Linked DNA regions of Homo sapiens: all the other regions are linked to region 6. The links are chromatin contacts, found by Hi-C or POLR2A ChIA-PET in ENCODE. All regions are on one chromosome and are shown on one strand. The core of a region is the stretch at or near the end of the contact, and the rest is flanking DNA. Distances in the headings are between cores, read along the strand shown.

Region 1 (4,042 bases), core at 493-2,992, 2.4 Mb after region 6:
ATAATGACTGGAGAGATGTCTTTGATAAAGCAAGAGGGAGCGGGGTCCAGAACTCTAGCTAAAGAGTTGGACCGTGATGGAAGTAGGGATGATTCATCCACTGGGACATCATTAACAGTGCTGTGTTAGGGAATTGGTTGGGGGAGTTTGAACGTTTTCATGGTGGAAAAAGAAGGGAATTTCCATCTGATTTCTTCCTTTTGCTCGGTGAAGTCTGAGGCAAGGTCATCTCTTTTTCATATTGGTGGCTTCTTCCACTTTAACCCTACAGTTTTTTCCTTTACAGACAAAGTATTTTCATCTGACTTCCATTTCTCATATTTGTATGCTTAGTCATTTGTACCCATTTCTTTTGAAATCACTTGAACATACTGGCCTTTGGCTTTTTTTTTCTCATGTGCCTATAATAGTTTTATCTGTATTTGGCTAGATAACATTGAGGTTAGAACTTTTAGTGACTCTGTGACAGTTGAATGTCAAAGATTCTCCTCCCTATTAGCCCTTGTGTTGCTTTAAGCAGCAGTGATTTTACACCCCTGGTCATGAAATGTTACACTTTTTAGAGACTCATGCAGATTCAACTAATGATTTCTCTCCCATGAAGGTATACATTGCAGGTAGGCACCATTAACATTTCAGTTTACTTGCAATTTACCTTGTGAAAAGAATATAATTCTAGAATTTGATTCTTAGCTCTGTAATAATCTGTTAGGTTGTGGATTTTTAATGAGTCAGTGAGTGTCCCCTTTAGATTTCTTACCAATATGTAATTAACTGAAGACATGTACTGCTGTGGTACAAGTCAACTGGCTTTGACACTGAGCACACCCGGGTTTCCAAACCCTGATTTTACAAATGTCTGGATTATCTAGTTTGTGGAGTAGTCAGGTCTTGGTCAATGTAGTGAACTGTAATGGGAAAAGCAGGGTCTTCGGGGAAAGCAAGACCTGGGTCCAGTCCTCAGCTTTGCCATTTACCAGACCCAGGTCTTTTGTAAATCATTTAACTTTTGCCAGCCTCCTTGTCCTCAGCTGTAAAGCAGATGTAATCATATGCACCCTTGCGTTGTGTGAGGGTTAAACGAGATGATGTATATAGTGTCCGGACACCACCTGACAGTAGGTGGTTAGTGAACGTCATATCCCCTTTCCTTTGTTGCCTGTGCTTTTTTTCTTTTTGCATCTAAGCTAGCAGATAGAAGTCCCAGGTTTGATTCCTGGGCCACTCTTCATATTCCTGGAGAATTAAGAGCATTTTCAAAATGTTTTACATAAGTGTTGCTTACCTCTAAGTCCTCACTGCAAAGGTAAATACTACTGCAAAGGAGAGAAAAGAAAAGAAGTGAATGTTTAGAAAAAAACAAAAAAGAAAGTAGAGCAAGAAAGGCAGGAAAAGGAAGTAATGAAGGAGAGGATAGAACAAAAAGAAGGCCCAACTGATGGGGGATGGAAGTATCGCAGAGAAACCATTAGCTTTCTCAGAGCCAGGCACCTGCACGGTGCAGAGCCAAGGCTATGGGCTCTGGGATAAAACGGATTTGTGTTCAAAGCCTGGCATCTCTGATGATTAGTTCTGGGACCTTAAGCAAGTTCCTTAACCTTTCAGCACTTCAGTTTTCAAATGCGGGAAACAGCAAGAGCTACACTTGCTGAGCACTCACCATGTGTCAGCACGCTCCACTGAAATTCCCACTCCACCCTGTGTGATATGTGGAATTATCACCCTCATCTGACAGATGAGGGAGCTAGCCGAAGGATGTGGTTAGCATTTGTTCAAAGTCACAGAGCTGGGCTTACCCCGCAGACCTGGCTCTGAAGCTCACACTGACTACTGCAGGAGGAGGGGAGATGGAGCTGTGGATGGGCCCACACAGCACCTGCCCTCTACATGTGGGTACTTACGCTCCCTTTCTTTCTCTTTTGCTCTTCTCTTATCTCCTGTTATCCAGGTGGTGGGACTTAATTTTCTAGAAATTTCCATCTGGTTAGATGGAACTTTCTAACCTAGGAAAAAACCCCAGCGCAGCCTCCCCTCAAATACACTCTAAGTTTCACTGTTGAGGAAATTAGCTTGGTGCAGCTGAAGCCTGTTTTCAGGAGTTGTTTCTGCTGGTTCCACTCCTGGCTGTAAATCAAAACAAATCTAAGTGACTTGATGGTAGAGGAAACAAAATGACTTCACTCACTCACGTGAGCATGAACTCATGCACACACACACTCACACTTACACATACAGGAGTTGATTATTTAGTCTCTTTGCAAGTATGTTTGGTTGAAATTAAGTTGGGCCATATTTGACCATTGTCTTACAGATTGGTGGTTATTTATTTAATCAGTTCAGCCTGTGTTTTGGCATTAAATAGATAATATCACATGATTTGTTCATTCATTACTTAACAATTATTAGGAGCCTATTATATTCTAAGTGCTGCGCTGGGTATGTGGCATATTAAATGAGATAGGACTTCCCTTTAAGTACATCATTGTCTAATGATCACACACCAAATAATTGTACTATACCATGATAAGTCTAGGAATGGAGATGAACACAAGGTTTGTCATTTATATTAGTGTATTTTTACAAGACCAAAAAGTGTTTTTCTATATGAGTTGTATCTTCTCTGTTGAGAATTCTTTCTGCATTCTAGTAAAAAAAAAAAAAAAAGAAAAGAAAAGAAAAGAAAAGAACCACATATACTTTATTTTTATTTTTTTGCTCTGTCTTATGGTGCTAAAGCCACATGTACTTTCCTTGGGTTATTTTAATAACACATGTTTTAAGAGTAAGTTAAGGCCGGGTGCAGTGGCTCATGCCTATGTAATCCCGGCACTTTGGGAGGCCAAGGTGGGTGGATCTCTTGAGCTCAGGAGTTCAAGACCAGCCGGGGCAACATGATGAAAGCCTGTCTGTATAAAAAATACAGAAATTAGCCAGGCGTGGTGGTACGCACCTGTAGTCCCAGCTATGTGGGAGGCTGAGGCAGGAGGATTGCTTGAGCCTGGGAGGTGGAGGTTGCAGTGAGCTGAGATCGTGCCACTGCATCACTGCATTCCAGCCGAGGCAACAGAGCAAGATCCTGTCTCAAAAAAAAAAAAAAAAAAAAAAAAAAAAAAAAAAAAAGTAAGTTAAGAAACAAATTCCTCATCATTTTTTTTTAAATTTGTTTTTAAGGTAACCTTGTTTTTCTGACTTTTTGGCCAAAGATATATATGTTCATTGTTAAACAAGAAAAAGAAAAAATACTGGGACACACACAAATAATTGAAGTTATCCTCTAATTCTACTCTTCCAGAATTGTTTACTGAATGACCAGTTAACTTTCAAAGTAGTAAATATATGAAAATATGTCTTTTTTTCTCCTTTGAAACAGAGCCTACTGGGATGTTAGATGTCTGGTACATGAAACGGCACATTGACTACAGTAGACAACAGATTTCTCTTTTCTGGAAGGTGAGTTTTAAGCGTCAACTTAAAACTCAAGGGAATAAAACTGAAGGCAGAAAAAGACCTATTTGCATAGTGGCTTTTATATGAAGCTTCAATGATTTTGCTAGAGCTCATTTTCTCACATTCATGACACACCACAGTGTCATGTGCCTTTGGTGGATAGGGGTGAGAGCTGAGTTCCTTCTTCCACACAGTCACATCGTTTCAATCCCACTTCCTATAAGATCAAGGTCTTTTTCCATCCCTGGCATTTCCACCCTCTGACCCCAACTACTTCATCTCTTCTGACTGTTGTCCCCTTTCTGCCCACCCCCACCTCTCCTACATAAATATGCCCAGCAGTAACCATGTCACTTCACTTATTCACTCTTTGGGAAACAAAAGATGAAAAAGCTGTGGATGTGGATATTTAATAATGTTTGTTAAGTCATTGAAGAGGGAGAAGGAGGAAAGAAAGCTGCTCTACTTTAGGAATAGTAATAGTGGTAGAAAATAATACAAACAGGCCAGGTGCAGTGGCTCACGCCTGTAATCCCAGCACTTTGGGAGGCCAAGGCAGGCGGATCACTTGAGGTCAGGGGTTAGAGACCAGCCT
Region 2 (4,115 bases), core at 1,559-4,058, 2.2 Mb before region 6:
TATGTAATTGGTAATTGGTATTGAACTTTTTTCCTTATTGTTGGATTGTAACAACCTTATACTGTTTTTCTTCTTTCTCTACAAAGTTTTCATTTTTATTTAATTACATTTTCCTGTCTGATTTCTGGTTTTGTATATACCATGCTTAGAAAAACCTTTTCTTTTTTTTTGAGATAGAATCTTGCTCTGTTGTCCAGGCTGGAGTGAAGTAGCACAATCTCAGCTCACTGCAACCTCCACCTCCTGGGTTGAAGCAATTCTTCTGCCACAGTCTCCCAAGTAGCTGAGATTACAGGCGCGTGCCACCACACCTGGCTAATTTTTTTGTATTTTTAGTAGAGACGAGGTTTCACCATGTTGGCCAGGCAGGTCTTGAACTCCTGACCTCAGGTGACCCACCCACTTTAGCCTCCCAAAGTGTGGGGATTACAGGCATGAGCCCACTGTGCCCAGCCAGAAAGGCCTTTTCTACCCCAAGATTTAAAAAATAATTTAAATCTGTGTTTCTTTGGAGTATGTGCACATATGTGTTTGCATTTGTATTTAAATATTTGATTCATCTAGAATTCATCATTTATTGAGGTAGTCATCTAGCTTTATTTTAAAAACTGTCTAGCTTATTGTTTTAGCATTATTTATTAAATTAGCCATCTTTTCTCACTTGTGTAGTTATTTTTCATATTAGGTACTAAATTCTTAAATACGCTTGGGTTTATATTTGTGCTCTCCATTATGTTTTATTCAGTGTTATCCTGTGCTAATAAGAAAAATAAATTTAAATAGTACTAAACTTTACTGTAGTTTTATAGTGTGTTTTAATATGTGGTAAGGCAACTCTCCTCTTCAATCGGAATTTTTGGTTATCCTTTATAAAGTGTCTCAATTTGTGATACTTTCCAACATGGCTCAAGGGATCATCTTTCAAAATAATCTCTGATTTCTCCAAAGTTAAGATTTTTAGAAACAGCCATTTTAATATTTGTTTTTTTTTTTTGGAGACAGAGTCTTGCTCTGTTGCCCAGGCTGGAGTGCAGTGGCACAGTCTTGGCTCACTGCAAGCTCTGCCTCGCAGGTTCAAGTGATTCTCCTGCCTCAGCCTCCTGAGTAGCTGGGATTACAGGCATGCACCACCATGCCTGGCTAATTTTTATATTTTTAGTAGAGATGGGGTTTCGCCATGTTGGTCAGGCTGGTCTCAAACCCCTGACCTCGTGATCCACCCACCTTGGCCTCCTAAAGTGCTGGGATTATAGGCGTGAGCCACCGCCCCTGGCTATTTATTTATTTTTGAGACAGTATCTTGTTCTGTCGTCCAGGTTGGAGTGCAGTAGCACAATCATCGCTTACTGCAGCCAGCTCAAGTGATCCCCCAACCTCACCAGTAGCTGGGACTGTAGGCACACGCCACCATGTCTGGCTAATTTTTAATTTTATAGGGAGAAAAACTCACTATGTTGTCCAGGCTGGTCTTGAAAACTCGGCTCCAGCATTTCTCCCCTTCAGCCTCCCAAAGTGTGGGGATTGCAGGTGTGAGCCACCACACCAGGCTCCATTTAAATTTTTGTTACAGAAATAAAGTGGGTTTCAGTCTTTACAGAAAAATGGAATTTAATTTTAGTCATATGAAAAGTAACTATGCTGAATTATTTATTAAACTAGCAACAACTCATCTTTAGTTTAACCTTACGAAAATAATTTTATCGTTCTCAACTACTCTATCTAACAATGATAATGAAAGTATTTTCATAGAATAGTTAAGGATGTGTCCCAGAGGCATTTCAATTGTTTCAAGTTTGGGGGTAAAGTTACTCTGAGTAAATAGTGTAGCTACATAGCAGGAGTTTTGACCAAAAATAATGAAATAACAACTCAACAATTTATTCCACTCCAAGTGCCTTTGAGGTTAGAATATTTGTTTCATTAATTTCTGTATCTATCACAGCATCTTAATTTTTAATTTTAATTTTTGTGGGTACATAGTAGGTGTATATATTTATGGGGTACATGAGATGTTTTGATATAGACATGAAATGTGTCATACTTACATCATGAAAAATGGGGTATCCATTCCCTCAAGCATATATCCTTTGTATTACAAACAATCCAGTTATGCTCTTTTAGTTATTTTTAAATGTTCAATTAAATTATTATTGACTATAATCCCCCGTTGTGCTATCAAATACTGGGTCATATTCATTCTTTCTATTTTTTTTTTTTTGTACCCATTAACCATTCCCACCTCTCCCCAACCTTCTCATTACCCTTCCTAGCCGCTGGTAACCATCCTTCCACTCTCTGCCTCCATGGATTTGTCACAGCATCTTATCTTGCTTTTGTATTTACTTAGGCATCATTATCTAAGATATAGACTTCCCCATATAACATGTCTAATTGCTCACTGTCTTCATTTTTTCCCCATCCAGATTAAGGCATCTTGGTTTTCACACTTGCTGAGGACTGTCCAGAGTATTCTGGATGGCTGGTGATGAGAACTGTCTGAACCAAAAAGTCTTCCCTGTGGCCTTCTTTCTTTCAGACTTAGAAAGAAGATACCTGCATGCACATACTCTCATTAAAAAATTTTGGATCTAGAAGACCAAGCTTGGTGGCTTTTTAAAAATAATTTTTTTAAATTCTAAAAATAATAAATGTTTTTGTATAAGATTTGGAAAATGTGGGCAACTGTGGTATAAAAATAACCACAGAGAAACTACTTTTAACATTTTGCTGTACTTCTTTCTTACTTTCTAACTCCCTTCATTCCCCCTTCGCTGTCCCTGCGCTTGCCTGTGTCATATGACACATAAGTTTCAGATTCTGCATAGTGTTTCCCCATTTTAGGAGACATTTTTAATGGATGCATAATCCATCATGTGGATGCACTATATATAATTCACACATTTTATAAACTCTTTTCCTTTTCTTGCTTTTCCAGATTTTGCTAAATTATGTATGCAGTTTTCTTGAGGAAAATTCGTCTTTCCTTTTCTTTATTCTAGTGTCAGTTAAAAAAAAATTCTAATTCTGGTGAGAGTGCTGCTAGTGATATACCTATATTTCATATCAGTTCACTGATTCCTTTAATAAATATTTTTGAGAACCAATTCTGTGCCAGGCAGAATTTAAGAACAGTCAGTTACAGTATAGTGCAATGAATGTGGTGATACAGGAAAACGTAGGATCCTATGAGAACTAAGAGAAGGATACCTATCTTAGTTTAAAGTTTAGAGAGGGCAGTCAGGAAATCTTACCAGTCTTACCAGAGGAAGTGAAACCAAAGCTGGGTTTCAGGGACTCCATGATAGTAAGGTCATCATACAGTGAGGGTGAGCAGTAAGGCACTTGAGTTAGAGGGAACAGATGCAAAGGCATGAGGTACCAGATAACATACCAAGTTCAGGAAGCTTTGATATTAATATTAAATGTGGTTTCAGCATATGCTGCATGTGAAGTAGTAAAAGAGGAAGCTGAGTAAGTAGGCAGAGGTTATTTCATGAAGGGCCTTAAATATCATCCTTAAGTACCAGGAACTATGCCAAGTGCTAGGGGTATAAACAAAAAAAACAGAGTCCTTGAGGAATGTGTTTATAGCTTTCATTCTCGTTTATGCGTCAGCAGTTCTCAAATTAATATGCCTAGCCCAGACCTCTCCTTTGAGCTCCAGATCTATATATCCAACTGCCTAGTTGATTGACATCCCGAGAATATATCTAGAGTGTAAATTCCAAGAGAACAGGTATTTCATTGCCTTTGTTCTCAGCTGTACCTGCAGTGCCTAGAACAGTGCCTGGCAATAATTTATCTAATGATTAAAGAAAAGAATGGCAGGGCGTGGTGGCTCGCGCCTGTAATCCCAGCACTTTGGGAGACCAAGGTGGGTGGATCACGAGGTCAGGAGTTCAAGACCAGCCTGCTGGGAGGCGGAGATTGCAGTGAGCCGAGATGTTGCCACTGTACTCCAGCCTGGGAGACAGAGCGAGACTCCATCTTAAAAAAAAAATAAAAAAGAAGGCCGGCGCAGTGGCTCACGCCTGTAATCCCAGCACTTTGGGAGGCCGAGGCGGGCGGATCACGAGGTCAGGAGATGGAGACCATCCTGGCTAACACGGTGAAAA
Region 3 (3,573 bases), core at 217-2,716, 2.1 Mb after region 6:
CAATTTTTAAATACGCAAGGCACTGATAAAATATGTTAATACATACTGACTTCATTTCACAAAATAAAGTATCGCTTTTCTTCTTTTACCTTTCGAGGTACATTTCTGTCAAGGTCAGGAAACTTGACTACTCTGAGCGCCTTTCCCACCCAGAGAACTGCCACTGTGGCCACCATCTGTAAACAAGAGAACACAGATTCACTGTTCTACACATAAAGACACACACAGAAGTTCTAACAACATAAACCACGTAATGGTGAGGATTCCAACTAACCTGGCCAAGTCCAACACATAGTGAGGAGGGAAATCTACAAAAAGGGCAAAGAAAAAAACAAGATCAGAACAAACCTAACTTAGCTCCGTGAATTCAATTTGCACATCGGCAACGTTAATAAGGCATTCCGATACAAGCCACATCAACGTCCGCCCCTAAATCAAACAAAAATCTTGGGAGAAAACTCTCTGCCTGTTGGTTGTCAGTCCACCCCGCTGATGTAGCCTCGGGCGGCCGCTTGTCCCATCTTGTCCGAGTCTACAGTTTCAGTCCGCTGCCTGCAAAGGATTTCTCAAGGCAGTGCAGATACAGATCTCTGCAACGATTTCACACACCTTAAAAAAAAAAACAACCAACTTCTGCCTCTGGGTCCCAGTGTTAGCAAGGGAATAATTGTCTGCTGGGTTGAGGATGCGTACGTCCCCAGAGGCTGTCAGCGGGTGCAGGGGACACTGAAGCCCCGGCCCCCTGTCCAGGCTGCGGAGGAGGGAGGCTTCCCTCGCTCTCCTCCCTGATCGACAGGCATAACGGCTCAAAAGTCACCAAGCAAATCACTTTGCTCCATCTCTCTGAAGGGCAGGGTTTTCGGGGCGGTGCGCCCAGGGCATGGCAGGCGAGCCCCAAATGTGCCGGGCCGGCCGGAGCTCCGCGCAGGGAGCGGACCCCTGCCACAGGCCCGCTCGCCAGGCCGGCTCCGCTGCCCGGGCCGCGCGCGTCAGCCGCCCGCCCTCCCCAGCTCCCGCCCAACTTTGTTCGGCTTTAACTTTGGCAGTCAAAGTCCAGGGAGCCGGCGCCGCGCCGCCGCCGCCGCCCGCTCCTCCTCCGCGGCCTGGGCCGCCGCCGCCTCGGCCCTACCTGTAATTGGTGAGCACGCTCTTATTCACCACCACGATCAGGAAGGAGCTCACGCCGTAAAAGCCGGCGGCCAGCAGCTTCAGAAACACGGTCAGCGTTTCGGCCGACGCCATCCCCAGCTCCTCCTCATCTCGGAGTGTGGAGGATTTCGCGGGGGCTTCTCCTTTAACCCGAGCATGCTGACGTCTATGAACTTCCGCCATGGCTGCCGCAGCAGCGGTGGCCTGGCGGCGGGGCCTAGCGGCTCGGGGGCCTGCAGCGGCAGCTCCCAGGGGACTCCAGGAGTTGGGGACCGCAGACTAGGCCAGCTGCGCGCTCGCCGCCTCGACTCCCCGCTTGGCCGCCGCCTGTCCCCGCCCAGGGGCAGGGACGCCGGGGTTCACACCCCTGGAGACTTTGCTCGGGCATTGTGCAACGCGGGGTCAGAGAGTAGGGCCGCGCCGGGCTTAGCCTGGGCAGGGGTTGGAGAGAGCCTGGAGAAGGGGCAGTGGCGACCCCCCTGCCCGAGGCGGATAAGGAGAAGCCAGGGGAACTACATCGAGACACCAGAGCGCCGGGCGACAAACCACAGACTCCGGGTGACAGTCGCCCTGCGCCTGCGCACGAGCACGCGCTGGGTCTCTCCGCGGGGCGCGTACCTGGGGCGTGGGGAGTCTGGTGGCAGAGGGGCTGGAAGGCCGTATTCTCCGGATAACTGCCGCAACTAAGTGCAGACCCTCCTCCCCTCTGTTACAGGTGGCCGGCCAAGTAGTTACAGTACACTGCGTCTAGACTAATTCTGAATGCTCTTTTAGTCTCTCTTGCAGGGGGTAAAAACCCTTCAAAAGTATCAGATGTGGATCAACAGTAAACACTCAACGAAAATTTCATTCCGCAATGCCTCAGGCTTCTTACATTTTCTGAACCCAGAAAACACCAAACAATACTTTTCAGATTGAGAAGTTTCGTTTGTTTGTTTTAAGAAAAATGTTGACATATCCCAAAAAGTAGCAAGATAAGCAGCTTGGGGATTGGGGAAAGCACAAGGTGTTTGGAGCCTAAAAGACTTGATTTCCAATTGTAGGATTCCTAGAAATGACGACCCCCCCCCCCCCCACCAACACACTCACTCCTTATTGTGTGTCTTGGACCAATTAGATGACCTCCCTGAACCTGATCTCTGTGGATGTGTAGCTAGCAAAGAGCTAGTTTTCGGTAAATGGTAGTCATTATTGTATAACAGAAGCAAATCATTATGATCGGTTTAAGCAAAGAAATTACGTATTGAACTTTAATAGATTAGGAAAGAAGAACTTTGAATTATTTTTCTAAGTGCTTGGTCTGTATCTTTTTAAATTTCTTTTTTTTTTTTTTCTTATTTTTATATTTTGGTAAACCAGGTATAGTGGTTCACACCTGTAATACCAGCACTTTGGGAGCAGGTGGAATGCCTGAGCCCGGGAGTTTGAGACCATGCTGGGCAACAAAGTGAGACCCTCTCTCTACAAGAAAATAAAAAAATTAGCCAGATGTGGTGGCGCACGCCTGTGGTCCCAGCTACTCAGGAGGCTGAGGTGGGAGGATGGCTTGAGCCCAGGAGGTCAAGGCTGCAATGAGCTATGATCATACTACTGCACTCCAGCCTGGGCAACAGCACAAGACCATCTTAAAGAAAGAAATAAATTGTGGCAAAATATACAAAGTATAAAATTTATCATTTTAACCCTTTTTGAGTATGCAATTGCATGGCATTAACTGCATTCACATCGTTTTGCAGCCATCATCACTAATCCATCTTTAGAACTTTTTCACCATCCCAAAGTGAAACTCTTTCCCCTTTAAACAATCACTCCCTGTTTCCCTACTTCCTTCCCTCTCTGCTGTTAACCAGTGTTCTACTTTCTGTCTCTGTGAATTTGACTACTCTAGGTACCTCATATAAGTGGAATCATGTAGTATTTGTCCTTTCGTGATGAACTTACTTCATTAACGTAATGTCTTCAAGGTTCAGCCACGTTGTAGCATATGTTAGAATGTCCTCCCTTTTTAAGGCTGAATAATATTAAATTATATGTGTATAATTGGTTTATATCTTTTGAGTTACTTTGAGAACACCTATGTTCTTCAAGTGTTTCTTAAAAAACTGGTACACAGGATGAGGTTCTTAACATAGCCTACAAGGTCCTAGATAATGTGGTTCCTACCCACATCTCCAGAGGCACTATTCACGTTTCCCTCCCCTAAGGTGCAGATAAATCAACAATGTGGGTTCCGGCTTCTGTGTCTTTACTCCCATTATTCCCTCCATCTGGGCTGCTTTTTCTCTTCCTCCTCTCACCCAGCTCCTGAAAAACTCTTACATTTCCTTCCGTATTTTGGCAGAACATTACCTCTTCTCTGGGCAGCCTTCACACTGCCCCCCACTTCCCTCTACATAATTGATCTCTCTCCTTTGTGCCTCTCCT
Region 4 (4,112 bases), core at 1,240-3,739, 2.5 Mb after region 6:
AATTCTCAAGTTCTTCAAATGGGCAAGAGAATGTACAAAATTAATTCATAAAACATAAACATTAAATATCTGTCTAAAGTATGTCAAGTATTATGTCACAATGTGTTATCAAAATCACAGAACACAATCAGGTTAACCTTCCTACTACATGCAGCGACTTTGTTTACAGATTTATTCCCAGTAATCAGGACAGTAGAATCTCAAAACGGGTATTGTCCATTCAACACTTTTCCTGTATTTTACATGCTTGTATTTTATGCAACTTAACAGTAGTGCTCTGAAATACTGACCTAAGGAAAATGCTGATTGCTAACATGGAATAGTTTTCCCATGGAAAGACTCATTGAACGGTGAACCTAAGTCTTGGTTCTAACTTCATGAAATCATTCCCCACATTTGTTAACTTAAAATACTACTTTTCAGGTAAGAGCTTATTTCATAGATGGGCTTCATGATCAAAATAACTCAGGCATTTAAACCATGCTTCATGTTTTGAACATTCAAAATGAGTGAACACATCTACCTGGTACACATTATTCGTCAGATTCAACTTTTTCGTGTACTTTCTTAAGCTTAAGCATAGTTTAAATAATTACACAAGTCAGCGTTACTTAACACACGAATTAAATGATTTATTTAATTGTGCTAGATTGCCATAAAGCTTAACTGGCTGAAGAGATACTTGGCCTAAGTGATATACATGCTTTCTAATACTCCAACTGTATTTTTCCTCAACCTATAATTTTACCACAAGAATTAATTATTTTCTTTTATTCACCACCTAGGACCGAGGTTCTTCATTCCGAGCCTCACAAAAGTCCTCAAAAAAAAAAAAAAAAACCCTCCTAAAACAAATCCTACCACGAGAAAATTGTTTTGATTTTTAAAATTAGTTCACTGTTACAGAATTCAACTAAAGCTAAAGAGAAACAACTCCTTTCAGAGAAGCACGTGGCAGGAAGGGGTAATTTCAACTTTCAACATATAAATGCAGCTTTAAAGATTCAGACCTTAGGTCCAACACCTGCTTGCTATTGATCATGCACGTTCTTATCTCCAAACTGCTTGCTCTTTTTTTTCATCCGCAACAAACTGGTAAAGCGAATGCAAAAATCAAGACAATCCTGTGAAACTCACAGTGCCCTAGAAACAACTATTAACCGCCAGTGAAACTCTGACCATGCTTCACGCACATGTGGTGGAAAAAAAAAACTGCGAACTCTAAAGAGCTCTGCTGCGACTAACGCTGTGACAGCCTCTGCACTCACTTCACCCACGAGGCCCAGACCCCACCACGTGAAAGATTCAGTTTGGGGAGTCGAGAGAGAGGATCGTGACTCGAGGACGTTCCTCGGGATGTCCTGCAATCACCAGTCTTCATTCATAATTCCCGCTCCTGGTTAATCGAGTGTGGCCAAACTCCTCCATTTCCCAACGGCTCAACTCACCCCAGCAAGTTATGAGAAAGTCCTAACAGTTGAGAGGTGGAAGAGAAACAAATAAAGGACATGCGGCACCCCAACCTGCAGCTTACTCCACACGTCTGATGGCCTGGAACGACCCCCTGCTTTTCAGCGGGGATACTCCGCGCCGTCGTGGGACAAGACGGCAGGACAGGAGCCTGAAACAACAGCACCTCAAAGGAGCAGCTCTGCGCAGTAAGCAGCGATGGACCCCCAAGCTCCTCCGTAACTACGGAAAGCTTCGGTGAGGGGCCGGCTTCCCCGCACCTCAGTCCATGCGCTCACCCGCCAAGGAATCCGGCGGGAAGGCAACAGCCTCCCAGGACCTCGAGCGCGCTCGAGGAGCAGCTCATCTCCGACCACGCTCCTCTGCTCACAACCTGAGGCGGGAAGGGGATGGCTCCGAGAACCTCGCCGGCGGTGGCTTGAACTTGGGGCTACCACGCTCCTGGCACCTTCGCAGGACCGGACTTTTGTCGCGTGAAGAAACGTGAGGATATAGGCGGCAAAGTCTCCCGCGGACCCTCGGAGCTCCAGAAACAAGTGGCAGCCGGCAGCCCCCTCGCTCCTTCCCTCCATCCCAGTCTCCCCCACATTCTGCCCCTGCTTTACCTTCTTTCTTAAGCGCCACGGGCGGCTGCGTCTCCTCTTTCTTGTCAACCACGCCAACGCTGGGGGGCAGCGGGTTCTTGCGGTCTTTCTGGGACTCCTTGCGCAGCTGTTTGCCTGCCGCGTTGGAGTTGGTCTGGGCCGCGGCCTGAGCTGCGCTCTTGGCCCCAGGGCCCCCAACGCCGCCCCCGCCGGCTTCTTTTTTCTTGTTCTCTGCTGCCTTCAGCACCTCGAAGGGGTCCGATTCGTCGTCAAATAACTGGTCGAATCGGTTGGTGACCACGCAGCCGAAGCCTTCCTGTAAGTGCCCAGGCATGATGGTGGCTCGGCGGCGCGTTCCTCCACGGATTGCAGCGGGCCGCGCCGAGCCAAGAGCGCCTGCTTCAGCTCTTCCCACAAGATGGCCGGGCCGAGAGAGGGGGGCCGTCTTCTCTTCCGGCGCCAGGCACACATCCGGGAGCGGCCTGCGCCGCAAGGCACTGTGGGGTATGTAGGCCAGAGTCATTTCTCCTGAGGCGACTCTCCGCGTCGGGACTACAATTCCCAGGACGCACCGCGCGACAACTCTTCGCGCGCGCCTGAGAGGCGAGACCCCATGAGGGGAGTGAAGCGTGCGGGCTGAAGGAAGGGAAGCGTGGTGGTGGGCGGAGTCCTGCCACCTGCTCTGGCCACCCTTAAACTCTCTAGGTCTTCAGCTACCTTGAAACCAAAAAACCGTGACGGCGTAACTGACTCGCGAAAGTGCTCTTTGGTTTCACTCACGCCCCCTCGGGCTCAGGGCTAACTTTCCCCACCGCTCCAGGGGGGTCAAGGTGACTCCCAGACCTTACATCTGAGACGCACAAACTTCCGGGGGAGGGGGTGTTGCTGAGGCGCCGCGCCGGCCGCGGGTAGGCTGGACCCTGCCTGTGCCAAGTCCGAGCTGCTCAGTTGCTGGAGTGGCCCTCCGTCAGCCTCCACGGTGAATCGAGGCTCTTCTGTCTAATGTGAGGGGGAATACGTTTCCTCTCGCGGGGACATGAACTAGGGTAGCAGAACTAACCAAAAAGACAAGTGAAACTATCACATGGGAGCGTGGCGCGTCTTTCCCGGGCTTCTCACCGTGTGGCGGCGGGTGTCGTAGGAGTGGTTAACTCCTGACGGTGCAGCGCTAGACGCGGGGCAAGCCTCCAGGAAGCACTGTTTATAGAAACCCTGTTACAATTATTCCAATTAATCGTCCGTTCGTGTCCGGCAAGTCAGGGCTTAGGTGGCTGTGTTGTTAGTCACATGCGCTCAATACATATCATTTGAGAACATTTCGAGTGCATGTGTGCTAGGAGTTGCGGTGAGGGGAGGGAAATATTGAAGTCAACACTTAATAATGACAAAGCATTGATACTAGTTGAGAATATTAAAATTCATTAAAAGAATACAATTTGAATGCGTATTTAAGCACATTTGGTAGCACCGGGTTTAAGTATATCATAATTTTTAAGTCCTTTTCCATTAACACAAAGTAGCAAATGCATCGCTTATTTGGTAGGAGCTATGAATAACCTTGAACTCAACATTTTGTTAGGCAAATAGTTTGCCTCTTTTCACAAATGTTGAAACCACTTCAGAGATGAAATGATTTACCAAATTCACACCTCTGTAAGTGCTAGTGACAGGCATTAGCCCAGTATTCTATCTCCACTAGGAGACTGGACATCAGCTCTTTAATTCAGACTGCCCTGATAGAAAGCAGTCCAATTTTTAAATTTCCGATATAATTTAAACATTGTTGCGTGTCAGGATATGTAACATGGCGGAATGTAATCATCAATTTCCGAGCAGATTTTAAATCAATTCCTTAGCAGGGAAAATAGAAGACACGAGTCATATTACATACATGGGGCAGCAAGCCTCCTGGTTTTCTTGTTTCTCAATCCTCCCCTATTCCTCACTTATTTCCCTGCTGCCTCAGTCCTGCACCCTGCCCACAACGCCCAACCTCAAACACACCCCCTATCTCATCCCCCCTTCCACAGGCTCTGGTTCTGTGGCACCTACCAAGAC
Region 5 (3,824 bases), core at 705-3,204, 2.1 Mb after region 6:
TTATAATTTTTACATAAGATGCTAGTAAATGTATTATGATAAGTAACCTGATTGTGACGTTATGTTGTAATACATAGCTTGGGGGACTTTTATTAACCATGAACCTAAATAAAACATGAAATTAAATAAACCATGTAGATGAAGATAAAACTGATAATCCTTTTAATATTTTTTAAATTATAAAATATAGGAATATGCAACAAAAATTTGTTATTAATTATGGCCCTAAGTCTGTATTTCTCCATATTTCTTTATATATATATTATATATATATAAAATACAAAAATTAATACTTAAGAGACTCTCTAAAGTGACTTTCCCTTGCTAATTCTCTGGTTTAATTTATCTCTATAGTTCCCTATATAAAAACTACTGAATGATGTCCAAGGCACACTCAATGCTCAGAGCTAGTCACTCTTCAGCATGCCCATGAACTTCTGCTGAAGTGATTATCAAGAGTCAATAGTGTTGGTTCCAAACCTCTTTCTGGTAGTTGCTATTGCAATTATGTAATTTAATTAACCACCACACATAGCATACTCAAAAAAAGGTCTTGGTTACACATTAAAAGATTAACAAATTGATATATATTTTTATTTAATAAATTTGGATGTTTAAGTTTTACATGTATGTTTTTTATGATGCTCTGTCTTAACTGACTTTATAAGTGCTAGTCCTTACCATGTTCAATAATCTCTACTGTATTGAAATATCTCCAACAAATAATATATTATCTTCTCTACTGTCTCCATACATAAAGTTTTACATAATATCAGAGATGAAATCACTTTAACATTTTATCATTTTGAATCCTAAAATTCACTTGAATTTTGGATTTGTAGGAGCATATATAAAATTATTAGGACTAATTTGAATTTCTATTAAGTAATTACTGAGTATACAAATTACACCTACCTCAGTTGTATCCTTAAGATAAAGATAGGGTCTAATAGATCTTGATTTTAGATGTTCTTCTACTGGCTCTAAAGAAACAAACATAAGTATTTCCATGCTATTAAGTTACTTCTAATTAAACCCAATCAACCATTTTCTCCACTGCAGTAAACTTTTAAGAAATGTAAAAGAATAATTTTATTTACTTACATATGCATTGCTTGTACATGGTTAGAGCTAAATCTATTTTAGAATAATTTGCCTTAAAGTGAATTTCTATTAACAGACTATAACTTTCAATTATTTACTATTATATGATAAAGCTATATTGTCTTGGAAAATGATGGATTTCTAAATAAAATAGAATCATATGTGTTATTCAAAAAATATTTTGGCTAATTCCTTTGAAAAGAGAAATAGAAATAGTCCCTTCTACCTGCATTTCTCTCATATTCAGTTATGAGTTTTAGTAATCTGAATTATCATCCAATGGATATTCTTAAAGTAAGTATGGTGCAGGGGTCAGGCATACAGACTTTGGACTTAGATAGCCTGGGTCCAAATTGCACCTTTTTGTGTGGGTTACATAGCCATAGCCATAGGAAAGTTACTTAACATCTGTGAGTCTTACTTTCCTCATTTGTTAACTGGAAACAATAGCACTTATAGAAATACTTTCTGAGTTAAATGAAATAATAGATGTAACAAATTTAATACGGAGTCTGGTAGTCATTCAATCAATAGTTATTTGTTGATCAACTATATGCCAGACACTGATGGACTCTGGAATTGTGACTCCTGCCCAATGATGCATACATTTTAGTGGGTAATATGGAAAATAAACAAACAAAAAAACAAGACATTGGACTTGTGCAGTGGCTTACACCTATAACCCCAGCACTTTGGGAGGCCAGGACAGGTGGATCACTGGAGCCCAGGAGTTTGAGACTAGCCTGGGCAACATGGTGAAACCCTGTCTCTAAAAAAAAAGTACAAAAATTAGCTGAGTGTGGTGGTGTGTCTGTAGTCTCAGCTACTCAAGAGACTGAGGTGGGAGGATTACTGAGCCAGGGAGGTCGAAGCTGCAGTGAGCCGTGACCACACTGCTGCATTCCAGCCTGGGCAACAGAGTGAGACCGTGTCAGAAAAAGAAAACCACCAAAAAACAAAAAACCAAGGGGTGAATAATTGAAATTTATTCTGTAACAGAAATAAACACACTTTGGTGAGGGAGAACCATAAAAGAGGTATATTGTTGATAGCGTAGTCAGAGGACGCCTCTCTGAACAGATGACATTAACCAAAATATGCAAATGAGCTACAAGTTGCATGAATAGAGTATTGGTGTGTCTAGGCAGAGGGGAAAATATATATTCCTTTCAGGCAATCTGGTAGTTGTACTGAAAAGAGGCTAATGAAGTTGCAATTTGTTTATTTATTTTGAGATAGAGTCTTGCTCTGTCGCCCAGGCTGGAGTGCAGTGGCACCATCTCAGTTCACTGCAGTCTCCACCTCCTGGGTTCAAGTGATTCTCATGCCTCAGCCTCCCAAGTAGCTGGGATTACAAGTGTGCACCACCACACCCGGCTAATTTTTGTATTTTTAGTAGAGATGGGGTTTCACCATGTTGGCCAGGCTGGTCTTGAGCTCCTGACCTCAAGTGATCTGCCTACCTTGACCTCCCAAAGATCTGGGATTACAGGTGTGAACCACCCTGCCTGGTTGAAGATGCAATTTAAATGAAGGCCAGGGAGGTAGGGAATGAGGCTGAATACACACACAAGGTTCACAATATACAGGTCTTTGTTTCTTTTCTTTCTTTTTTTTTAGATGGAGTTTCACTCTTGTTGCCCAGGCTAGAGTGCAATGGTGCAATCTCAGCTTACTGCAACCTCTGCCTCCTGGGTTCAAGGGATTCTCCTGCCTCAGCCTCTCAAGTAGCTGGGATGACAGGTGTGTACTACCATGCCCGGCTAATTTTGTATTTTTAGTACAGACAGGGTTTCGCCATGTTGGTCAGGCTGGCCTCAAACTCTTGACCTCAAGTGATCCACTTGCCTTGGCATCTCAAAGTGCTGGGATTACAGCCATGAGCCACCGTGCCCGGCCAGGTCTTTGTAAGAAGTACAAGTTTCATACTAAGTACAATGAGAATCCGCTGAAGAGGCTTTAATCAGGATCAGCCTACTTTTAAAAGATCACTATATGATTTAAGGAAAGAAAATGGATTAGAGATTTTTGCTACCATTATGGAAGGCCAGGTGATTAGTAACAGCCCTCCTGCTGAAAACACCTTAAAAGGCTAGATTGAATATTTTTTAAAGTCTAAAGAGAATCATTGACTTAAAAGATGATAAGGGATCCCTGGTCTTAAATCTAGGAGAAGATAAGAACTCAGATAGGGAAGCCCAACATGCCAAGCCACTTTTTCCCTGAGAGTATTTGTGATGTGAAGGTAAGATCAAGTTTTGGAAGCTTCATGGCTTGAGATAGAAAAAAACAAAAAGCTGACCAAAGGTCCAAAGTTTTGATATTTAAATGTTCTCCAGTTCCCTTCCCCCACACACAAAAAACCCCCACACCTATTCATTTTACCTGGGATCCAAAAGGGTTACAACCTTAGGGTGAACTAGAATAGTTAAGATTGCCACCTGGATGTTTTAGGGAAAGTGAAGCCTTGAATGCTTTAGTATGTTCTGACAAGTACTGCCTCCATATACCTGGCATAAACAATAAAAAAAAAAAAAATCTTTTCTGGAGTAACGTATCATCACCCTAGTTCTCAAATTGTTCCTATAAATAATTTTCCAAATACCGTCCAGCACACATTCAAAGATAATAAGACACATAAGGAAATATGACATTATGAAAGTGAATCATGAGAAATAAAATAACAATGTGTATAACAAATCCTTTGAGAAATCAAGTTA
Region 6 (3,645 bases), core at 126-2,625:
TCATCACTTAACTACCCATGTTTTACTCCCTGAAAGAAGTAATGACAATTTTATACCACTGTAAATTCCTGCCAGTGAGAGAAAAACCCTATGACTTGGGGGGAAAAGTGTCAATGACATGTATAGCGATGTACTCAACCAGGGGCAGAAGGCAGCTCACAGCCACGTAGTAAGAAGAGTGGCAGGAAGGACGGGGTCCCCTTCCCCAGGAACACACAGGAAATCATGGAGTGCAAACCCTCCAAAAAACGTGTGCACAAACACCTGGCAAACATCGCATCTTTTATCTAGAAGTTCCGTGGTAAACACACATCCAAGGAGCCCACATCCCAGGGACCCTGGGGAGTGACTTTGGAGGAGTGTCTATTAGTCCTCCGATGCTCCCGGTCGCCGACGATGCGCGGATGGAGTTGGAGTGAGGGAGCCAGAGACCAGCCCCAGTTTCGGTTAATCAGTCCCTTTCCAGTGGGATTCGCAATTCCCCGGGTAGTTCTCTCCCACTGTTCCCCTTCCCTGGTCCTCTCGCCCAGGGTCTCCTTTCCCACTTCTCGCTGGCTACCTGAGGCCTGGTTCCTAACAGAACCTAAGAGGGGAGGGGGCGTTTCCCGAGTTCGCGGACGCCCAACACCCAGCTCCAAATCCCAGAAACTTTCCCTCGCTGAGACCGCAAGGAAGGAAAAAAGCTAAGACCCTCAGCCTCCTTCCTGGGGCCGAAGAAGAAAACCTTTCTGCGCTGCCACCCCGGCCGGGAGCTGGCGGTCAAGTTCGCGGTACAAGGAGCTAGGGACGTCAGCCCTCCAGCCCGCGCCTGTATCTCGGGGTGGTATAAACAGGATGTCAGACAGCGCGCTCCGGGCTTGTTTATGAAAACTTGCCGTGCGCGCTGGGGGAGGGGGCGGCCTGGCTTAACCGCTCTTCTCCCGGCCGGGGGCCCCCGCCCGGCGACCTCCTCGCCGCCCGCCGGCTCCGCGGGGCTGGAAATCCCCGCCTTCCCCGCCCGAGCCGCGGGGTCCTGAGCTGCGCTCAGGAGCAGCCCGGGCCGCGCAGCCTAAGGACCGACCAAGAGCGGTGGCCGCGCCTCCGGCCAGTCCGGGCTGCGCGCCCCTCGCCTGCCGACCGCGGCCGCCCCGGCTCCTCCACCTCCCCCGGTGACACTCACCACTTCCGTGTGCGCCTGGGCCAGGCAGCGCCCCGTCGCTGCGCTGGCTGGGGTCGACCGGCAGGCTCGCTAGGCGGCCAGCCCCGCGGGGCCCCAGCGTGCGCGCGCCCAGGGCTGAGGAGGGGTCGCGGCGAGGACAGCCGGGACTGGGCGCAGGCCCGCACTGTCTGCAGCTCCAGGATACTCCGCGGCCGCCGCGGCCTGCGCTCAGCGACGCACCGCCTCCCGTCCCGCCCCGCCCCGCCCCGCGGCCGGCCCCACCCCCGTGGCCGCCGGGCCCACCCCCTCGCGACGTCACCAGCGGCAGCCCCGGAAAGCGGGGCGGGGTCGCGGTCCCGGCGGAGACTCTGCGCCTCCGGCCTACCCGCCCCGCCCCCATCCGGCTTCGCTCGCGAAGCTGCCCCCACTCGTCTCTGTTCACCGCGTCCTCTAGATTCTAGAATCTAGAAACTCATCTAGGACGCGAGGTCATCTATCGCGGGGAGTAAAATTGCCAGGATTCGCCCGTAGATTGACCCCTCCCAGCTCTGGAGCCCCCTCCGCCACACCTTTGTGCGCTCGATGCAGAAATGCATCCCGCCTCCTCCGTATACGCTCCGCTTCTTACCCCAGCTCAGTAGGAGAGGAGCTAGTGGAGCACTAGACTAAAAAGAATTTAACAATACAGCCCCCAGCTTGGACAAGCTACTGCAGATCCAACCCATTCCGTATTTTAAAAGCTCTTTACGAAAAAAAAAAAAGCATATGCATAATAGGAATTAGAACTACATTCACTGATACCTAATGCATGTACAGCGCTTTTCATTTTTTACTAATAACCTCTCAAAGTAGTAGCATCATCTTATCCATGAGGAACAAATTAAGTCTTTAGTGTCTTAATCAAGGTCACACTGTAGCCAAGATTCATACTTCGTAGGCAGTCCACGGACAAATCCTAACAATTTTATTTCCTTAGGTATCTCTCCAATCAGTTCACTTGTCTATGTTCCGGCAACACGGTCCGAGCTGCCACCATCTCTCACCTGAAGGGACCACGAACATCTCTTAAATCGTCACTCCATTCACTCCAGCCCCCAATTAATTCTCTACAATGAACTTTTAAAAATTCAAATCTGTTCCACACACTCCCATGCTTAAAACACTCCAGCGACTTCCCCCTGACAATCCCTGGATGAAAATCCTCCGAGGCCGTGCACGGTCAGAATTCTGCAGCTTCAGGGCTGTGGACAGAGGCTGCCCCACCTGTGCTGACTTCACTAACCCTGCTGGACAGTTCCTGATCACTTGAGTTACTGCAACTGAAACTGAGCAAGATATTCTGGGTGTGGAATAAAGTCAAGCATCCGAATTAGACTACTGAATTTGAGGTTTGGCCTCCACCAGTAACCACCTGTGTTGCCCTAAACAATTCTTAGTTGACTCAATTCTCAGTGGAGCAGCAGACAAAAGGATCTCCAAAGTGCCTTCCAGAAGTACAGAAAAGAGGACCAAAGAAGACCGGAGATCAGAGCAGACAGGGAGGCAACCCGGGTTGCCTGCATTGTGGGTGTTTGTGTGCAAGTCTTGTCTCATCTGCCACACTCTGAACAACACCTCAGGGCTGTTTGCATCATTTTCTTCACCTGTTAAATAGGGATAATGCCTTCCTTAAAGGGGTTTTGCTGAAGGTGAACTATGATAATATAGCCCACATGGCATGGGCTCAGGAAGTGGTAGGGGTTTTTATTGAGCTGGACCATAAAGAACAGGTGAGACTGACATGAAGGGAGACAGAGACGTGAAAGAACAGCATTTCAGGTGAGGATGTAAAGAAAAAGGAAAGTCAGGAAGGCAGCAGTGAACCCATTGTGCCCACGAACGAATCTGGCTGTTCACAGGGTGGAATCAGGGGGAGAGGGCCTGGATTCAGTTTAGATCTGTTCGTCTATAACAGACATTGTGCTAGGTGATGAAGATTCAGAGAAAAAAAAAATAGACTAGGTTCCTGACCTCTGAATGCTCAATGCAGTCAGAGAGACAGGCAAGTAACAATTCAGTGATTCCCGGTCCTGTAATGGTGATCACAGAAGACAGTCACCCAGCCGAGTCTGAGGAAGTCAGAATAAGCTTCAAGTAGCCGACAGGAGGCAGGAGTCAGGAGGTAGCGGCATATTCAGGCAGTAATAGTATATGCTGGCTGGGTGTGGCGGCTCATGCCTGTAATCTCAGCACTTTGGGAGGCTGAGGCAGGAGGACTGCTTGAGGCCAGGAGTTTGACACCAACTTGGGCAACACAGCAAGACCCTGTCTCTAAAATAAAAACAAACAAACAAACAAAGGCCAGGTGCAGTGGCTCACGCCTGTAATCCCAGCACTTTGGGAGGCCGAGGTGGGCCAATCACTTGAGGTCAGGAGTTTGAGACCAGCCTGGCCAACATGGCGAAACCCCATCTCTACTAAAAATACAAAAATTAGCTGGACGTGGTGGCGGGAACCTGTAATCTCAG
Region 7 (4,052 bases), core at 1,101-3,600, 2.5 Mb before region 6:
CACTGTTGCCCAGGCTGGAGTGCAGTGGTGCATCTCGGCTCACTGCAGCCAGGGGATCCTCCTCCCTCATCCTCCCGAGTGGCTGGGACTACAGGCACGTGCCACCACGCACGGCCAATTTTTGGAGTTTTTTGTAGCGATGGGTCTTGCCATGTTGCCCAGGCTGATCTTGAACTCCTGGGTTCAAGCGGTCCACCGGCCCTGGCTACCCGACCTGTTTTTTCTTACATTATCATACAGCCAATCCATCAGTAGAGCTCGTTGGCTGTGCTCAAAATATATCTTGAACCCTACCAGTTTTCAACATCCCACCATCTTATTCCAGACTACCATAATTTATTCCTTGGCTTATTGAACCAGCATCTTGGCTGACCTTTCCGCTGGTACTTTTCTTTTTTTGAGACAGAGTTTTGCTCTGGTTGCCCAGGCTGGAGTGCAGTGAGGCGATCTCGGCTCACCGCAACCTCCGCCTCCTGGGTTCAAGCGATTCTCCTGCCTCAGCCTCCGGAGTAGCTGGGATTACAGGCCTGCGCCACCACGCCCGGCTAATTTTGTATTTTTAGTAGGGACGGGGTTTCTCCATGTTGGTCAGGCTGGTCTCGAATTCCCGACCTCAAGAGATCAGCCCGCCTTGGCCTCCCAACGTGCTGGGATTACAAGCGTGAGCCACCACGCCCGACCCTGCTTGTACTCTTGAAGGTCAACGTGTAATCCCGCCACTCCCCAGCTCAGAATCATCTAACGACTCCCATCTCCTTACTCGGCTTACCCAGGGTCCTGCCTTTCTCACTCATCTCATCTCCTCCCATCTTATTTCCCAAATTGACTGCGCTCTAAGCGCCCTGGCCTCCTTGCTTCTTTTCAAAACACCAACCACATTAAGCTTCAGGACGTTTGTAACTTGCTGTTCTCTCTGCCCGCACCATTCTTCCCTCAGATTCCTCCAAGCTTTTTCATTCAGCTCTGCTCAAATGTCAACTCAAAGAGGTCTTTCCAGGCTATCGTATCTATCACTTATCTTAGCGTCACTTGTATCTCCCTCTCCAGAATGTAATGCTCCTTTATGACAGGGAATGCCTTTACATCCCTCGCGCCTTGAAAAATGCCTGGCACATAGTAGGCACCTTAAAAATACTTGATTAAATGGATTTGGGCTGAACGTATCCTGCTTAACTGCAGCACTTGAGCTGAGGTCACCTCACCAAAGCAGGCACACAAACACAAAAGGAAGCACACAACCAGATGAGGCCTGCCTGCCGCTCCTGAACCCTTTGGGAGGGCTCGCGCGGGAACCCTGGGAAGCTCCCGCGGCCGGAGCTGGGCCTGAAACTGTTCTTTCGTTTCCTCCTGCGGCCGAGAAAGGGAAGAGGTAAACAGGCGAAAATGAGGCGAGCAGGGGCTGAGGACCGGGCCTCAGCTCTACAGCATTCGCCTGAGCATGTATTGTTATCCGTGGCAGCGCCTTGTCTCATTGGATGGCCCTAGGCCTAGTGTGGCCGCGACTCCGAACTGAAAGCCCAAGCGCGGCGGCGTCCAGCCGGGCAGCCATTTTCCGAAGCTGCTCTCTTGGTAACCCCGCCCGGGCGCGTACGCACGAACGGAGGCGGGGCTTACCGCGAGGGCCTCGCTCCGGAAGCCGCACCCTCCGCGGCGTCCCACCGTCGAGGATTAACAAAACGCCAAACAAGATTTTAACAGTCGGCAGCGAAAGCGCGCACTCGAGCGCCAATGAGAGCGGAAGGAGGGGCACCGCGCCTGAGGAACACTCCGTATGTCGAACAATGATTGGCTGGAGCCCACCTTTCTTCTTTTTTGCTATTAGATGGGCTTGCTGCTCCCGCCCATCTAATTGGCTTTGGTCTAGGTACTTCTGATTGGCTTCCCCCGGGCGGTGGGAGGCGCGGTTTTGGGGATTGTTCATCATGGATTGGTGAATTTGGGCTCCTTCTCGAGGTGGTGGCCCATCCCGTCTGCTCTCTGTCCCGTCTCCCGACCCGTACGCTTTTCCCTCAACTCGCGCGCACGAATGGTTAAAAAAAGGGTGTGAGGCTCGAGCCCGCCAGCCAGGCCGCTAGCACCTCGCGCGCGCCCTCAGCGAGGACCCGCACGAGCTGCCCGGCTCTGTGCCTGCGTTGTTTGAAACTGTGGAACCCGTTAGGCTTTTGGGGAACTACAGTCCCAGCTGGCTCCGGAGCCCGTGCGTGCCAGGGGCGAGTGGCCGTCGCGAGACGGCTCCTGCCTTTCGTGTCTCTGCAGCGTGGAGACTGGAACCGGCAATTTCAAAGGACGCCACGTTCAATCGCAGCGCTGGCGCGGGCGGAGGCTAAAACACGGGGGTCCTGAGACTGAGGAAAACGCGCCAAGTTCCCCTCGGTGGCGGAGTGCTAAAGACCCTAGCGGTTCAGGCGTTCGGCGAGCGGGGCCGCTGCTTGTTGCGCTCCTGGCTCTCCCGGGGCGGGCGCAGATGGGCGCCGCTCCCGGGATGTAGTTGGTGTTGGTGCAAGACGGGAGCGAGCGGCGGTCGGGGTTCCCGCTCTTGGGAGCGGATGGTCACTCCCCCGCGGGGAGGGCGAGCCGACCAGATTTTCCTGGGGCCGGGGACCCGGCGGGCTCGGGGCAGGGACTCACCTGTCGCACCCACACTCATTCGGGTTGGACTTGCCGGCGTCACCGCCGCGGACTTCGCTTTGGGCCATGACCAGGTAAGGAGGGCCTGGGAGGAGGGGCCGGCTCCCGGGCGCGGGGGCAAGTTCGGCCGGCGCGGGAGAGGAGCTGCCGGGGAGACCCCGGGACCGTGTTGGCCTCGCACCCTGGTCGACCTGCCAGGGGGAGCCGTGTGTGCCTCGGGCGTGGCGCCTGTCTTGCCGCCGCCGGGACGCGAGAAGGCAGGTGCGGGCTGGGCGTAAATAGGCCAACTCCGCGGCGAGGGCGCCCGGCGCGGGGGTGTGGGCCGAGGACGCCGCCGCCAGCCTCCCCCGACCGGGCAGCCTGGTCGCTGCTCGTCCTTCCAGCTTTCTTTCCGTTCCCGAGAGCGGTGAAGGATGGGGAGAAAGAAACGTTTCCACGCAGGTTGCCCTGTGTCGGTAATTGCGAAATTTTACCGCGCATTTTCTTTCACTTACACTTTTTCAAGAAGTGTTTAGAACGCCGCGTGTCTTAAACCTTGGCGAAGATGTCCTTGTAGATTTTTGTTGAAAAATCGGAATCGAGTCGTGTCATCTTATAAAGAATTTAAAACTATTGGGACTGAGTGTTCACGCTGTCAACAGATAATGGTCGATTCGTCGTGCTTTCTGCGAAAGTTGATTTAGTTACAGGAGAAATATTTTGGATGTAACAGCCCCCCAGTTACAAGGAAAGCCAGGAGCAAGAAATAGCAAGGAAGATACTGCACCTGGCAAAATGTTACATTCTCGGTGTGAGCTTTGCTTTGAGGGGCTAGGAGGTTTGGTTTTTTGATTAAGCTGACGATCCGCTATTTCACCTGCCTAATCATTCTTCCCTTCTGTGTAGTCTGGTTACTCTGTCGGTTTGAGATCCAGTTTCTGTCATCCATTAAATTGGCTCTCGAGAAAAACCTTTTATCAGAATCATTAATGCTTGGCGATCCCTGAGAACTTAGCGCAGGTTGGTTTATCATTCAGAAGACAGCGCTTCCTCAGAAGCATTAGGTAGACAGGAGAGTAAGTGAAGTTGGAGACAGAATGGAGAGATGGATCAGCTTTCCAGTGCTTCCTGATTTGGGTCTCAGAAATGGTTTCAGTGTGCTGAGTTCAGTATGAATTCCTAGATCAGTGTCAGCCATGTGAAATGCTTATTAAGGATGAAATTTGAGTGAGTCTTGTGTAGTTCATTTTATTACTCTGCATTTTAAATTTGAAACTCGTTGCTGAAGTTTTGGGCTTTAAGTAATTTTATGGTAATACTCTAGTCAGATAATTTTTCCTCCCATGTCCTGAAAAATAGGCCTGATGTAGAAAATATTAACTCCTACACTCCTACAAATGTTGCCATTTTTTTTCACGTGCAAGTTTTACTTTAAAACAGGGTGG

The links. Hi-C counts contacts between places; a loop is a spot of excess contacts on that map. ChIA-PET counts read pairs that join two places held with the same protein, here RNA polymerase II (POLR2A). Pooled maps may share reads with other maps.
Region 1: a map with no recorded cell type shows a loop between it and region 6 (4-fold over the local background). The contact joins the enhancer-like site here to the promoter of JAK1 in region 6. A Hi-C loop is called at or near these places in 2 of 37 single-sample maps with no recorded cell type and 7 of 50 pooled maps. POLR2A ChIA-PET finds 5 or more read pairs at or near these places in 2 of 52 experiments (activated CD4-positive, alpha-beta T cell and activated naive CD4-positive, alpha-beta T cell).
Region 2: a loop to region 6 is called in a pooled map, with 4 times the contacts of the local background. The contact joins the enhancer-like site here to the promoter of JAK1 in region 6. A Hi-C loop is called at or near these places in 2 of 37 single-sample maps with no recorded cell type and 4 of 50 pooled maps.
Region 3: a loop to region 6 is called in a pooled map, with 10 times the contacts of the local background. The contact joins the promoter of SLC35D1 here to the promoter of JAK1 in region 6. A Hi-C loop is called at or near these places in 2 of 37 single-sample maps with no recorded cell type and 8 of 50 pooled maps.
Region 4: a map of B cell shows a loop between it and region 6 (13-fold over the local background). The contact joins the promoter of SERBP1 here to the promoter of JAK1 in region 6. A Hi-C loop is called at or near these places in 2 of 168 maps with a recorded cell type or tissue (B cell and CD8-positive, alpha-beta T cell), 7 of 37 single-sample maps with no recorded cell type and 10 of 50 pooled maps. POLR2A ChIA-PET finds 5 or more read pairs at or near these places in 1 of 52 experiments (activated T-cell).
Region 5: a loop to region 6 is called in a pooled map, with 5 times the contacts of the local background. The contact joins the enhancer-like site here to the promoter of JAK1 in region 6. A Hi-C loop is called at or near these places in 2 of 37 single-sample maps with no recorded cell type and 2 of 50 pooled maps.
Region 7: a map of naive thymus-derived CD4-positive, alpha-beta T cell shows a loop between it and region 6 (12-fold over the local background). The contact joins the promoter of USP1 here to the promoter of JAK1 in region 6. A Hi-C loop is called at or near these places in 3 of 168 maps with a recorded cell type or tissue (OCI-LY7 and naive thymus-derived CD4-positive, alpha-beta T cell), 4 of 37 single-sample maps with no recorded cell type and 12 of 50 pooled maps.

What each region holds. Positions count from the first base shown.
Region 1 is chr1:67,335,254-67,339,295 of GRCh38, forward strand. It overlaps IL12RB2 (interleukin 12 receptor subunit beta 2), which reads left to right. Exons shown (of 17, transcript NM_001374259.2): 9 at 3,371-3,450. Among named protein-coding and RNA genes, the nearest start is that of IL12RB2, 29 kb to the left of the region's middle. RefSeq lists an enhancer at 3,653-3,732. Within about 2 kb of position 1,743, at least 3 of the 41 ENCODE cell types and tissues checked have a DNase peak (open chromatin) inside an H3K27ac peak, as active enhancers do.
Region 2 is chr1:62,797,668-62,801,782 of GRCh38, forward strand. All of the region lies in intron 1 of ATG4C (autophagy related 4C cysteine peptidase), which reads left to right. Among named protein-coding and RNA genes, the nearest start is that of ATG4C, 16 kb to the left of the region's middle. RefSeq lists an enhancer at 3,174-3,223. Within about 2 kb of position 2,809, at least 3 of the 41 ENCODE cell types and tissues checked have a DNase peak (open chromatin) inside an H3K27ac peak, as active enhancers do.
Region 3 is chr1:67,052,682-67,056,254 of GRCh38, forward strand. It overlaps SLC35D1 (solute carrier family 35 member D1), which reads right to left and starts at 1,467. Exons shown (of 12, transcript NM_015139.3): 1 at 1,130-1,467; 2 at 275-308; 3 at 90-176. The coding sequence starts at 1,332. RefSeq lists silencers at 882-1,091, 1,382-1,571.
Region 4 is chr1:67,427,913-67,432,024 of GRCh38, forward strand. It overlaps SERBP1 (SERPINE1 mRNA binding protein 1), which reads right to left and starts at 2,490. Exons shown (of 8, transcript NM_001018069.2): 1 at 2,076-2,490. The coding sequence starts at 2,388. RefSeq lists enhancers at 1,027-1,663, 2,299-2,934, 2,372-2,641, 2,852-2,931, 2,962-3,141.
Region 5 is chr1:67,110,662-67,114,485 of GRCh38, forward strand. The region is part of intron 5 of C1orf141 (chromosome 1 open reading frame 141); the gene reads right to left. Among named protein-coding and RNA genes, the nearest start is that of C1orf141, 22 kb to the right of the region's middle. Within about 2 kb of position 1,955, at least 2 of the 41 ENCODE cell types and tissues checked have a DNase peak (open chromatin) inside an H3K27ac peak, as active enhancers do.
Region 6 is chr1:64,965,174-64,968,818 of GRCh38, forward strand. JAK1 (Janus kinase 1) reads right to left here and starts at 1,376. Exons shown (of 25, transcript NM_002227.4): 1 at 1,160-1,376. RefSeq lists a silencer at 721-1,600.
Region 7 is chr1:62,434,699-62,438,750 of GRCh38, forward strand. USP1 (ubiquitin specific peptidase 1) reads left to right here and starts at 2,351. Exons shown (of 9, transcript NM_003368.5): 1 at 2,351-2,702. RefSeq lists enhancers at 818-1,585, 1,268-1,617, 1,586-2,353, 2,178-2,247 and a silencer at 2,948-3,007.